Regions from separate parts of the Homo sapiens genome. Here region 2 is linked to region 1. Evidence: chromatin contacts called from ENCODE Hi-C data. All regions are on one chromosome and are shown on one strand. The core of a region is the stretch at or near the end of the contact, and the rest is flanking DNA. Distances in the headings are between cores, read along the strand shown. Region 1 holds the start of IMMT (inner membrane mitochondrial protein). Region 2 holds the start of GGCX (gamma-glutamyl carboxylase).

Evidence for each region. A loop is a pair of places that touch in the nucleus more often than their neighbours do. Pooled maps may share reads with other maps.
Region 2: a map with no recorded cell type shows a loop between it and region 1 (7-fold over the local background). The contact joins the promoter of GGCX here to the promoter of IMMT in region 1. A Hi-C loop is called at or near these places in 1 of 37 single-sample maps with no recorded cell type and 6 of 50 pooled maps.

The regions. Positions count from the first base shown.
Region 1 is chr2:86,191,640-86,198,094 of GRCh38, forward strand. IMMT (inner membrane mitochondrial protein) reads right to left here and starts at 3,823. Exons shown (of 15, transcript NM_006839.3): 1 at 3,699-3,823. The coding sequence starts at 3,743. It overlaps MIR4779 (microRNA 4779), which reads right to left and starts at 1,469; the gene lies at 1,387-1,469. RefSeq lists enhancers at 3,324-3,373, 3,494-3,673, 3,694-3,813.
Region 2 is chr2:85,558,690-85,565,144 of GRCh38, forward strand. GGCX (gamma-glutamyl carboxylase) reads right to left here and starts at 2,804. Exons shown (of 15, transcript NM_000821.7): 1 at 2,697-2,804; 2 at 2,126-2,296; 3 at 228-386. The coding sequence starts at 2,739. RefSeq lists an enhancer at 2,778-3,007.

The sequences.
Region 1 (6,455 bases), core at 2,573-5,072:
ACGCCTGTAATCCCAGCACTTTGGGAGGCCAAGGTGGGGGGATCACAAGGTCAGGAGATCGAGACTATCCTGGCTAACACGGTGAAACCCCGTCTCTACTAAAAATACAAAAAAAAAAAAAAAAAAAAAATTAGGCGTGGTGGCAGGCGCCTGTAGTCCCAGCTACTTGGGAGGCTGAGGCAGGAGAATGGCATGAACCCGGGAGGCGGAGCTTGCAGTGTGCTGAAATGGCGCCACTGCACTCCAGCCTGGGTGACAGAGCAAGACTCCATCTCAAAAAAAATTAATAAATAAATAATAAATCTTCCTAGGCTGGGCACTATGGCTCACGCCTGTAATCCCAGCACTTTGGGGAGGAGAAGGTGGGGATATTGCTTGAGCCCAGAAGTTCAAAATGAGCTGGAACAACATTGCGAGATCCCATCTCTACTAAAAGTCCAAAACATTGGCTGGGCATGGTGGCATAAGCCTGTAGTCCCAGCTACTCAGGAGGTGAGGTGGGAGGATCGCTTAAGCCCAGGAGATTGAGACTGCAATGAGTTATGATCACACTGCTGTACTCCAGCCTGGGCAACAGAATGAGACCCTATCTCTACACACACACACACACCCTTATTGTTTCTGTTTCTCTGGAGAATCTGAATATATAATCAGAGGTTTGAAAATCTATGGGATGTTTAAAGGGAGGTCACATCCACTTACACAGATTAAGAAAAATTCCACTTTGGGAGGCCGAGGTGGGCATATCACTTGAGCCCAGAAGCTGAAGACCAGCCTGGGAAACATAATGAGACCCCATCTCTAAAAAATCTTTTTAAATTAAAAAAAAATTCATGAACACATTCATTCTTTCATTTATATATGTCATAAACATTCACTGAGCATCTACTTGGAGCCAGGGACTATTGTTAATACTGGAAATACAGCAGTAAATATGGACACAGTTCCATTGTGGAGCTTACTTTTTAAAGGTGGAAACTGTGTAATAAATACACATTATAACATCAGGTAGTGCTAGGAGCTACAAAGTATAACAAAGTAGGATGGGGTAAAGATATAGTGATACAAGGAAGGCAAGAGTAGTCAGAATTCTATTTTGGATCAGGATGCCCTCTCTGAAGGGAAGGTGACATTTGAGAAATTAACTGAAGGGAATAAGTTAAGCAAACCTGTGAGAAGAGTTCAGGGCAAAAGAAACACCTGATGAAAAGGCAGTGAGGCACATGCTGGAGATTACCAGGAGAATCTGAGTGAGGCAGTAGAAAAATGAAATATGAGAAGAGTCAGATCAAGGGCCCATGGTAAGCAGTTTAGATTTTATTTTGAATGTGATGCGATGTCTCCAAAGAGCATGACCTCATGTTTGCCTTTTAAAAAGCCTTTTACTAAATGTCTTACTGCTTTTACTATTCCCTCCTAGAGTAAAGAATGGACTCTAGGAGGGAACAGTAAAAGCAGTAAGACATTTAAGAAGATGGGGTTGGCTGGGCACGGTGGCTCGTGCCTATATTCCCAGCATTTTGGGAGGCAGAAGTGGGAGGATCATTTGAGCCCAGGAGTTCGAGACCAGCCTGGCCAACACAGAGAGACTCCGTCTCTACAAAAATTTTTTAAAAAATTAGCCAGGGATGGTGGCACATGCCTGTGGTCCCAGCTACTCAGGAGGCTGAGGTAAGAGGATTGCTTGCGCTCAGGAGGTCAAGGCTGCAGTGAGCCATGACTGTGCCACTGCACTCCAGCCTGGGTGACAAAGTGAGACTCCGTATCCAAAAAAAAAAAAAGAAAGATGGGGTTTAATAAAGTGGAAAGGATCTTGACAAGTGAGATATTCTGGATACGTTGATACAATCAAATACGACGAGGCTAGAGAGTCACCTGCTTGGGGATTAAAGTTCTGAGAGTTGATGTAATCTCAAATTAGAGAGTCTATAAAGAGACAGGAAGAGATGAGAAGGTGTATATTTCGAGGTACAAAGCAGAAGCAGACTCAGTAAAGGAAAACAAGAGAGATGGGACCCAAAATATTACTTGAGAGAAGCCAAAAGTACAAAGAGCCTCATAAAGCAGCAATGTCAAATGCTACAGAATTAAGGAGATGGTGAGAATAAACCAAAGAATTTTACAAGACAGCAATTTCAAGAAGCTTAGACATCTTGATTCAGAGCTATAAAAGGGTTCATTTTTTATTACCAAGTTTTAATTAGTTTTCTTAATTCCCAAATGGGATCCCAAAAAGTTGACTCTGAATTAACTGAAAAGGAGGTCATCCAGGTGGGCCTGGTCTAATCACATAAGCCTTTTAAATCTGGGTCTAGAGAGGAAAGACCAAAGTAAAAGAAATTTGGAAGTCAGAGAGGCAAGCTCCTGGTAGCCTGCACGAAAGCAAACATCAATGTTATGAATGGCCTCTAGAGGCCTTGAGGCAAGGAACTGTAGGCAGGCTGTAGAAGCTGGGAGCAGTGGCTGGCAAGAGGCAGCAAGAAAAGAAGTACTTCAGTCCTGTAACTGCAAGGGACTGAATTCTGCCAACAAACTGCATGAGCCTGGAAGAGGACCCTGATCTCCAAATGAGAACCACAGCATGGCTAATACTTTGCAGCCTTATGTGACCTGGAGCGGAGAACACAGATCATCCGTGCCCAGACTTCTATCCTACAGAACCCGTAAGGTCATTCATGGGTGTTGTTTTAAGCTGCTAAATTTGTGGTATTTGTTACGCAGCAATAGAAAACTAACACAGGTTCGTTCCACTTTCCTATGGAAGGGGCTGCTTCTGTTACCTAGCAGCAAATAGGAAGAGAAGCGAACTTGAAAAAACAAAGCTTGACTTTTATGATCTCTAACTCACTATTCCTAGGGATTCTGTTCAATTACTGCTTGAGTCACAGTACTTGGTTTGCTATCTACATTTTGCCAAAATATCAACTTCCTGAAAATCATGAGCAGTGGAAACAGGCTTTTTAATTTTCAATTTTAGAAAGTAACTTTGGCAATTACGCAAAACTAGAAGTAACTGGGTATTTAGGCTCCTTGAATGTCAAAGTAGTCCCAGCGCCTGGAGACACAGATCCCTGCCCTAATCTCAGAAATGAGCCACAAGGTCATGACTCCTGTCTTTCCTTGAAGACCAGGAGTTTCAGCTCCACAAATGAAAATCTTTCGCTTTTGTTTGGATTAAGAATAACTCAGAAGTGTTCTCAGCTGCGAAAAGAAAGGCACTCCCTCCCAGATAATTACAACCTTGACCCCTAAAATGTGGACTCTCGCTAGAAGTCCAGGCACCTCCTTATTAAGGATGCAACAAGCCGCCGCTCCGCTCGTCCTGACGGGAACTGTAGTTCTCGCCCGTCGACCTTCAGCACTGAAAACCTATCGCGCGCCCAACCGGCGACCCAGACGCCAGCAGCCAGGATTGGTCCTGGACGGGGGCAGCGCGGCCCTGATTGGACTACATGCCCACGAAGCCGCGCCTCCCGCTACTCTCCACACCCCACCCCGCTGCTGCAATAACCTCAAGTCATCCCAGTCCGGCGAACTCCCTGGTGGCTGCCTAGCTGCCCGCCCGGGCCTCTCCCGACGAGGGTGGCCCTGAGGCTCGCCTTTGTCCTGGAGGCTAGGCAGCGACCAAGGCTCCCCCGTTTTTCGCTGACGGTTCTAGTTCAGCCTCCTCACGCGCCTCCGGGAGCCCCAGTGCTCACCTGGGCGGCGGCGGTCACACCCGATAACTGACAGGCCCGCAGCATCTCGGTCAAGCGGACGGCGCTGCTGGTGGACTCGAGCTGCCGCGGCGGCGCGAGTTAAGTGGAGGCGTGCTTGCGTGTGTGCGTGCCCGCGTCCGCGCCCGGCGCACCGGAAGCACAGCGGACGCCACTGCGCACGCGCGGCCCCTTCTACCGTCCCCGACTCCGCGGCTCTTAGAGGGTGGGCTGTGTCCCGGCTGCGGAAACGCCAACTCCAGGCGATTGGCGCGAAGGAGGCGAAAAGGGCGGATTCCCTTTCCGGGTCGCGCCCGGGCTGCAGGTCCTTATCCGGAAGGGGTTACTAGGTGAACACTGCCGGAGGGAGAGCGCTCTGAAATCCATTCTTCAGCCGCACGTGGAAAATGGACAGCTGTGACTCTTAAAGAGAATTAAAGCAACAAAGCATCTCAGCCTGCTCTATGAGCTGGATATTTCGTAGGAAGGAGCCGATTTGGCGAAAGTTACGTAAACAATGGAATTGTCTCAGTTTGCGCCTTTGTTTCGTTTGACAGCCCTCCAGGGAGTCATAGTGATTGCTGGAGACGGTGAACTAACACTGTGGGGACCCTTGTGCTAAACGTGTCAAGTGGCACAACAAGGATAGGAACACGGGTCCTTTGGACTCCACAGCTTCTGCTCCTTCCAGATTAAGCCACACTGCTTTCTCCAAGTTGTTACTGTAGTAACATCATTTTGGCTGCAGTTTGTGGATGGGTTGGAAGATGGGAAGTCAATGCAGAAGCACCGTTGAAAGTATTCCACTGGGCAGGGCGCGGTGGCTCACGCTTGTAATCCCAGTACTTCGGGAGGCCGAAGCGGGAGGATCGCTTGAGCCCAGAGGTTCGATACCAGGCTGGGCAACACAGTGAGACCTCGTCTCTATATAGAAAAATAAACAAACAAAAAATTTAAAAAGAAAAGTAGGGCCAGGAGCTATGACTCACGCCTGTAATCCCAGCACTTTGGGAGGCCAAGGCGGGTGGATCGCCTGAGGTCAGGAATTCGAGACCAGCCTGGCCAAAATAGTGAAACCCCGTCTTTACTAAAAATACAAAAAATTAGCTGGGCATGGTGGCGGGTGCCTGTAATCCCAGCTACTCGGGAGGCTGAGGCAGGAGAATTGCTTGAGCCCGGGAGGCGGAGGTTGCAGTGAGCCGAGATCACGCCATTGCACTCCAGCCTGGGCAACAAGAGCGAAACTCTGTCTCAAAAAACAAAAGTATTCCATTGATTCTGTAATCAAAATAAAACACGTTAAATATTAAGCATGGTATTAATACTCCATGTATACTCCAGAATTAATATGTTCGTATTAATACTATTAGCATCTTATTGCAATATCGTGGAAACTAACTTTTCTATCTTCTATTGGATTTGCAAAGTATTCCAAGTCTTAACTGGGTAATTTATTACAATATGTATTCTCTCTAGAGGTAGACTGCGCTATGACTTGTAGCATGGAGAGATGGACTTGAAAATTATCTGAAAGCAATAGTTATGTTTGTATATGTTCTATGTTCTATGGTTTTTAGGGGACTACAGTAATTACATATGTTTCATATCTCTTTCACTTAGCTTCCAGAGCAGTCTCCCGTTTTCTTTAGTAATTTTAGCAATTGAATTGCTGCCTCCCTGCCCACTGCTGTCATGCCCAGTGGTGCCGGTGTGATGACTTTTCTAACACCCTTGTCTTTGAACTTCTTAATGCCAGTGAACGCTTTCATCCTGCTTCAGTCATGTGGTGCCCGTGTGATGACTTTTCTAACACCCTTGGCTTTGAATTTGTCAATGCCAGTGAATGTTTTCATCCTGCTTCAGTCATGTACGTCACAGCCACAACTTGCGCCTGAACATCATTAGCAACCTCTCTAGCTTCAAGATCTCAAACCTCAAAATTAGCCTCCCAACCCCTCATAACCTACGTGGAGAGTCCTCACTCTCCACTTGGAAGTTGTCAATATTTTTGCTTTAAAATGTTATCAGGCAGGCCAGGCGCTGTGGCTCACACCTGTAATCCCAGCACTTTGGGAGGCTGACGCGGGCGGATCACCTGAGGTCAGGAATTCGAGACCAGCCTGGCCAACATGGTGAAACCCCGTCTCTACTAAAAATACAAAAATTAGCTAGGCTTGGTGGTGCGCGCCTGTAATCCCAGCTATGTGGGAAGCTGAAGAAGGAGAATCACTTGAACCTGGGAAGCAGAGGTTGCAGTGAGCCAAGATCACACCACTGCACTCCAGCCTGGGGGACAAAGCGAAACTCCGTCTCAAAAAAAAAAAATTTGTTACCAGGGGCTGGGTGTGGTGGCTCATATCCCGGCATTTTGGCAGACTGAGGTGGGAGGATCACTTGAGCCCAGGAGTTTGAGACCTGCCTGAGCAAAAGAGTGAGACCTCTCCCAGCACTTTGGGAGGCCGAGGCGGGCGGATCATGAGGTCGGGAGATCGAGACCATCCTGGCTAACACGGTGAAACCCCGTCTCTACTAAAAAAAATAATAATAATACAAAAAATTAGCTGGGTGTGGTGGCAGGCACCTGTAGTCCCAGCTACTTGGGAGGCTGAGGCGGAGAATGGTGTGAACCCGGGAGGCGGAGCTTGCAGAGAGCCAAGATCGCACCACTGCACTCCAGCCTGGGCAACAGAGCGAGAGTCTGTCTCCAAAAAAAAAAAAAAAAAAAAAAAAAAAAAAAAAAGTGAAACCTCATCTCTATAA
Region 2 (6,455 bases), core at 1,554-4,053, 630 kb before region 1:
AAAAATCAAGCATTGTATAATCACATAAAACTAAATGAAAATTAAATGTTATTTTAATATTTTAAAAAGAATTATGGGATCACAGCTTAAGTGACACACAGGTCAACAGCATGAAATTGATCACAGCAGAAGTGAAATAAGGTGCCAAAGACTTTGACCATTCACCAGCATGCTTCTATTTCTGTGTTTCTGGCAGGCCAGTCAATATTTCCCACAGTTCCCCTCACCCAGAAACATGATGGTGTAGACAAGATACATCCAGTCAAGTGGCAGTGGGCGTAGGGCATCCAGCAAGGGGAAGCGGCACACATCCAGCCCATCAAGGTATTTCCGGTCCAGAGAGCTGAGCCCCCGCTCCTGGGGAATGTCTAGCACCATCAAGAACCCTAAGAAGGCAATAGGGGAGTTGGTCATTGGGCCTCAGCTAAGGAAGCAGTAGAATACAGTGGAACACAGTTGACAGTGTGCAGCTCCAGGGTCAGACTTCTTTTCTAATCTTGGCTCTGCCATTTATTCAGTATTAATTATTGAGTGCCTACTCTGCACAGTACTACATCTGTTGTGCCATCTAGAACAGCCCCTGCAGCTCGGTTAACCAATTCCCCATTTGTGAGAAGGGGAATACATCACAGGACTACAGAGAGGATTAAATTACAGAAATGCACAAAATGCTATAAAAACTGTTAGGGTCTTGACAGCTATAAAGATCCATCCTATTGAGCTTCAGAAAGTGCTCTGGGAGGCCAGGCACGGTGGCTCACGCCTGTAATCCCAGCACTTTAGGAGGCTGAGGTGGGCAGATCACCTGAGGTTGGGAGTTCGAAACCAGCCTGACCAACATGGAAAAACCCCGTCTCTACTTAAAATACAAAAAAATTAGCCAGGTGTGGTGGCGCATGCCTGTAATCCCAGCTACTCGGGAAGCTGAAGCAGGAGAATCACTTGAACCTGGGAGGCGGAGGTTGCAGTGAGCCGAGATCACACCATTGCACTCCAGCCTGGGCAACAAGATCGAAACTCCGTCTCAAAAAAAGAAAGAAAGAAAGAAAGAAAGTGCTCTGGGAGTGCTTCTCAACCTTTTCTGCTTCCTGGCACACTCCAAAAACAGTTGCATTTCGTCAACACCCTGGGAATAAACAGAAGAGGCTACTCAGATCAGGAAGCCAGCTTGAGATAAAGCAGGGTTTCTCAACTTCAGGACTAGTCACATTTTGGGCTGGTTAATTATTTATTGAGGGGATTATCCAATGCACTACAGGACATTTAGGAGCACTCCCTGACCTCTATAGAGATGCCAGCAGCCACCTATTCTTCCTCCCCCAAGTTGTGACAACTAAAAATGTCTCTAAACATTGCCAAATGTCTCCCAGGGAGCAAAACTCCCTCCAGTTGAGAACTACTGGGCTAAGGGGACTAATATCTCTGCACATCTGTAAACCATTCCAAGCACACCATGCTGCGGCCTCAGTTAAGAAGCTCTTGATTAGGGAGTCACAGCCAAAAGGTATGGTCCCTGTGGCCCCCTGCTCTGTTTCTCTGAGTCTTCTGGGCAACTTCATGCCACAAGCAAAATGGGTCACTGCTGCCTCGCCTCTACATATCATATAGCATTTCTAGCTGGGTACGGTGGCTCACACCTGTAATCCCAGCACTTTGGGAGGCCGAGGCAGGCGGATCACCTGAGGTCAGGAGTTTGAGACCAGCCTGGCCAACATGGTGAAACCCCGTCTCTACTAAAAACACACATACAAAAAAAATAAAAAATTAGCCGGGTGTGGTGGTGGGCGCCTGTAATCCCAGCTACTCGGGAGACTGAGGGAGGAGAATCGCTTTAACCCGGGTGGCGGAGGTTACAGTGAGCCGAGATAGCGCCATTGCACTCCAGCTTGGGCAACAAGAGCGAAAGTCCGTCTAAGGAAAAAAAAAAAAGCATTTCTGGCCACCAAGTAAATCCTAACTGTAGGAGACAAAGCAGGTTTAATCCTAAACTTCGCAAAGACCTCTTCTTTTATACCAATGTCTTCAGCTCTGAGGAAAAGGGAGCTAAGTCTACTTGCAACCAAAAAATAGAGATTGTCATTCTCCACTCTCAACCAAATTGCTCCCACCCATAAACTGGACTCACCAAAAAGAAAACGAAAGACAGCTAAGCTTGCAGGGTCCGTTGGTCGATTCAGCAGGGTCACCAGCCTCCGCCAACTGGACAAATCTGTCCACTCAAAACCCAAGAGTTTCCCTATTCGGCTGTCCTGCCTGGGCCCTGAGATCAGTTCAGCCTTGTCTTTCTGTACTTTATCTGCAATCAATAAATGGAGAAAATATGTGTGCGGGGGTGGGCTCCACCTCAAATCAAAGAAATCACTGCACCAACAGCTCAGAGCTTCCGCCCACCCGGGTCGGCTCAATGAGGTTGCCTCAATGATCTGACTATAGGAAACATCCCTGCAGTGCAGCCCCCTCTCCACGATCCCCTAATGTCCCAGAACCCCTCAGACTACAGTCCCCTAACCGCAGTGTTCCCGAATGTCATCATCATTCAGAAGCCGCAGGCTGCAAATGTCTCACAGCACGCCCCCTTCCCCACAGAGGACCCCCCCCCCGCCTCACCGGGAGACACTGGGCGTCCTCCCGCCCCCGCCCCTCTGAGACCAGCGCTCCTAGGAACTCTCCGCCGGAGGGCGGGGTCCTAAGCCTACCTGAGCTGGGCGAGGTCCGCGCGGACCCGGCAGACACCGCCATTGCTCTGCGGAGGAGGCAGGTGGGTCACAGCTGCCGCGTCTGAACGGAGGCCGCCAGGAGAATTTGCTTCCCTAGGCTCCGCCTCCCGACGCGTCAGCGGCTGTGCGGCCGGCCGCAAAGCGCCAGCACTGTCGTAAATACTACCCACGACCGGCGGCGCCGGATTCCTTGCTTGGCGGCAGGGGGCGGAACAAGGAGCCTTGGAGCGGGGCAAAGGTACCCCTTAGTGCCGTTGATCTCCAGGGGCATTGTTAGACTCGCCTGTTATGCCTTCCGAGGGGGCCTCTGCTTTTTAAACACTGAAAAGAGTCTGAGTTCCCCAACTTCCTTGGGTCCTCCCCGACCCCATTAGTCCTCTCCGTCCCTGCGTCCCTGCGGTGCTCTCTGGTGTGAGGGATCGGGCGCAAAGGGCAAACTTTTTGTCAGAGTGACGCCGAGTTGAGGACGCGCCTGGAAATGTTGCCTGGGTTTTGAGCCATTGCACGACCCCTTCACTTTCTTTTCCAGGACCTGCAAAGAACCGAGGTTTCAAAGCAGTAGGGGCCGGGCACTGCTCTCGCTTGTAATCCCAACAGTTTGGAAGGCCAATGCGGGAGGATCGATAAAGAAAAAAAAAAAAGGCAACAACAAAAAAAGAAAAAACACTAAAAAAAAAGTTAGCTGTGTGTCGTGGCGCGCTCCTGTGGTTTCAGCTACTCGGGAGGCTGAGGTGGGAGGTTCGCTTGAGCCCAGTAGTTCGAGGCTGCAGGGAGCTGTGATCGCACCACTGCACTCCAGCCTGGGGGACACAGTGAGACCCCGTCTCAAAAAAAAAAAAAAAAAAAAACAAGCCGGGTGCGGCAGCAAGCCTGTAATCCCAGCACTTTGAGAGGCCAAGGCGGGCGGATCACTTGAAGTCAGGAGTTAAAGACCAGCCTGGCCAACATGGTGAAACCCCGTCTGTACTAAAAATACAAAAATAATCCGGGCATGGTGGCGTGCGCCTGTAATCCCAGCTACTCGGGAGGCTGAGGCAGGAGAATCGCTTGAACCTAGGAGGCGGAGGTTGCAGTGAGCCAAGATCGCGCTACTGCACTCCAGCCTGGGCGACAGAGTGAGACTCCGTCTCAAAAAACAAAAAACGAAAAAGAAAGAGAAAGAAAAGAAAAGGCGGGAAGAAAAGAAAGAAAGAAAATTAAAAGCAGCCAGGGAAACAGGAACAACATAACTGAAGAGGGGATACAGAGCAAGGGCAGTGAGTAGAGTGTGGCCCATCAGGGAAGGTTCTCAGAGGTGAGTCTGGAGCAGAATTAAATACCTAAATCTCTCCACTGGGATTAGCCAGCAGGAAAAGAAGAAGGCATCCCAGAGAAGCGGTTCTCAAACAGTTGGGTCTTGGGAACCATTTACAGTGTTAGAAATTATAGAAGACCCTAAAAGCTTTGTTTATGTGGATTATATCTTTCAATATTTGCCGTATTAGAAATTTTTTTGGCCGGGCGCGGTGGCTCACGCCTGTAATCCCAGCACTTTGGGAGGACGAGGCGAGTGGATCACGAGGTCAGGAGATCGAGACCATCCTGGCTAACACGGTGAAACCCCGTCTCTACTAAAAATACAAAAAATTATCCGGGCGTGGTGGCAGGCGCCTGCAGTCCCAGCTACTCGAGAGGCTGAGGCAGGAGAATGGCGTGAACCCAGGAGGTAGAGCTTGCAGTGAGCCGAGATCGCACCACTGCCCTCCAGCCTGGGCGACAGAGCAAGACGCCGTCCTGAAAAAAAAAATTTTTTTTTTTGAGGCCAGGCGCGGTGGCTCACGCCTGTAATTCCAGCACTTTGGGAGGCCGAGGCGGTTGGATCACTTAAGGTCAGCAATTTGAAATCAGCCTCGCCAACATGGTAAAACCCCGTCTCTACTAAAAATACAAAAAAAATGAGCCGGGTGTGGTGGCAGGCGTCTATAATCCCAGCTACTCAGAAGGCTGAGACAGGAGAATCACTTGTACCCGGGAGGTGGAGGTTGCAGTGATCCAAGATCGAACCACTGCACTCCAGCCTGGGTGACAGAGTAAGACTCTGTCTCAAAAAAAAAAAAAAAAAAAAAAGGCCGGGCACGGTGGCTCACACCTGTAATCCCAGCACTTTGGGAGGCTGAGGCAGGTGGATCACAAAGTCAGGAGTTCGAGACCAGCTTGACCAATACGGTGAAACCCCGTCTTTACTAAAAATACAAAAATTAGCCGGGTGTGGTGGCACGTGCCTGTAATCCCACCTACTGGGGAGGCTGAGGCAGGAGAATCGGTTGAACCCGGGAGGCAGAGGTTGCAGTGATCCCAGATTGCGCCACTGTACTCCAGCCAGGGTGAAAGAGCAAGACTCCATCTCAAAAAAAAAAAAAAGCTTTCTAACTTCTACTACAAAGGAAAAAAAATGGCATGTTTCTGTAGTCTCAGCTATTCCCAGCTTTTCTGGAGGCTGAAGCAAGACAATCACTTTAGTTCAGGAGTTTAAGACTAGCCGGGGCAACATAATGGGATCCATCTCAAGGAAAAAAAAAAAAAGCTATCAAGCCATTAGAAAACATGGAGGAACCTTAAATTCATATTGCTAAGCGAAAGAAATCAATGTGGAAAGACTACAAACTATGATTCCATCCATATGACATATATATATGTATTTTTTTGAGTCAAGGTCTTGCTATGTTGCCCAAGATGGTCTTAAACTTCTGGTCTCAAGCAATCCTCCTGCTCAGCCTTCCAAAGTGCTGGGATTACAGGCATGAGGCAGTGCGTTTGGCCCCAACTGTATGATATTCTGAAAAGGCTAAACTATGGAGATAATAAAAAGATCAGTGACTGCCAGGGAAGTGGAGTTGGGGGGAGGAAGGGATGGTAGGTGGAGCACAGGGGAGTTTTACAGAAGTGAAACTATTTTGTATGATGTAATAGTGTCATGGTGGATACATGTCATACTTGTGTGTGGAAAAGAGTAAAGCCTAATGTAACTTATGGACTTAGTTAATTATAATGTATCAATATGGACTATGTTTTTTTGTTTGTTTGTTTTTTGAGACGGAGTTTCCCCCTTGTTGCCCAGGCTGGAGTGCAATGATGCGATCTCGGCTCACTGCAACCTCTGCCTCCCAGTTTCAAGCGATTCTCCTGCCTCAGCCTCCTGAGTAGCTGGGATTACAGGCACCCGCTTCCACGCCCAGCTAATTTTTTGTATTTTTAGTAGAGATGGGTTTTCACTATGTTGACCAGGCTGGTCTTGAACTCCTGACCTCAGGCGATCCACCCGCCTCGGCCTCCCAAAGTGCTGAGATTACAGGCATGAGCCACCGCGCCCGGCTGGGCTATGTTAATAATATACCAATACTGGCTCATCAGTTGTAACAAATGTACCACACTAATGCAAAAAGTTAATAATAGGAAAAATGGGGAGCCTGAAGGGGGATATGGGAACTCTCGGTACTTTCTTCTTCTTCTTTTTTTTTTTTTCTTTTCTTTTTTTTGAGACAGAGTCTCCCTCTGTCGCCTAGGCTGGAGGGGCAGTGTCACAATCTTGACTCACTGCAGCCTTGTCCTTCTGGGCTCAAGTGATCCTTCAACCTCAGCCTCCCAAGTAGCTGGACTACAGGCGTGCACCACTGTGCCTGGCTAATTTTTTTTATTTTTTGTAGAGACGGGGTTTCACCATCTTGCCCAGCCTGGTCTCAAACTCCTGAGCTCAAGTGA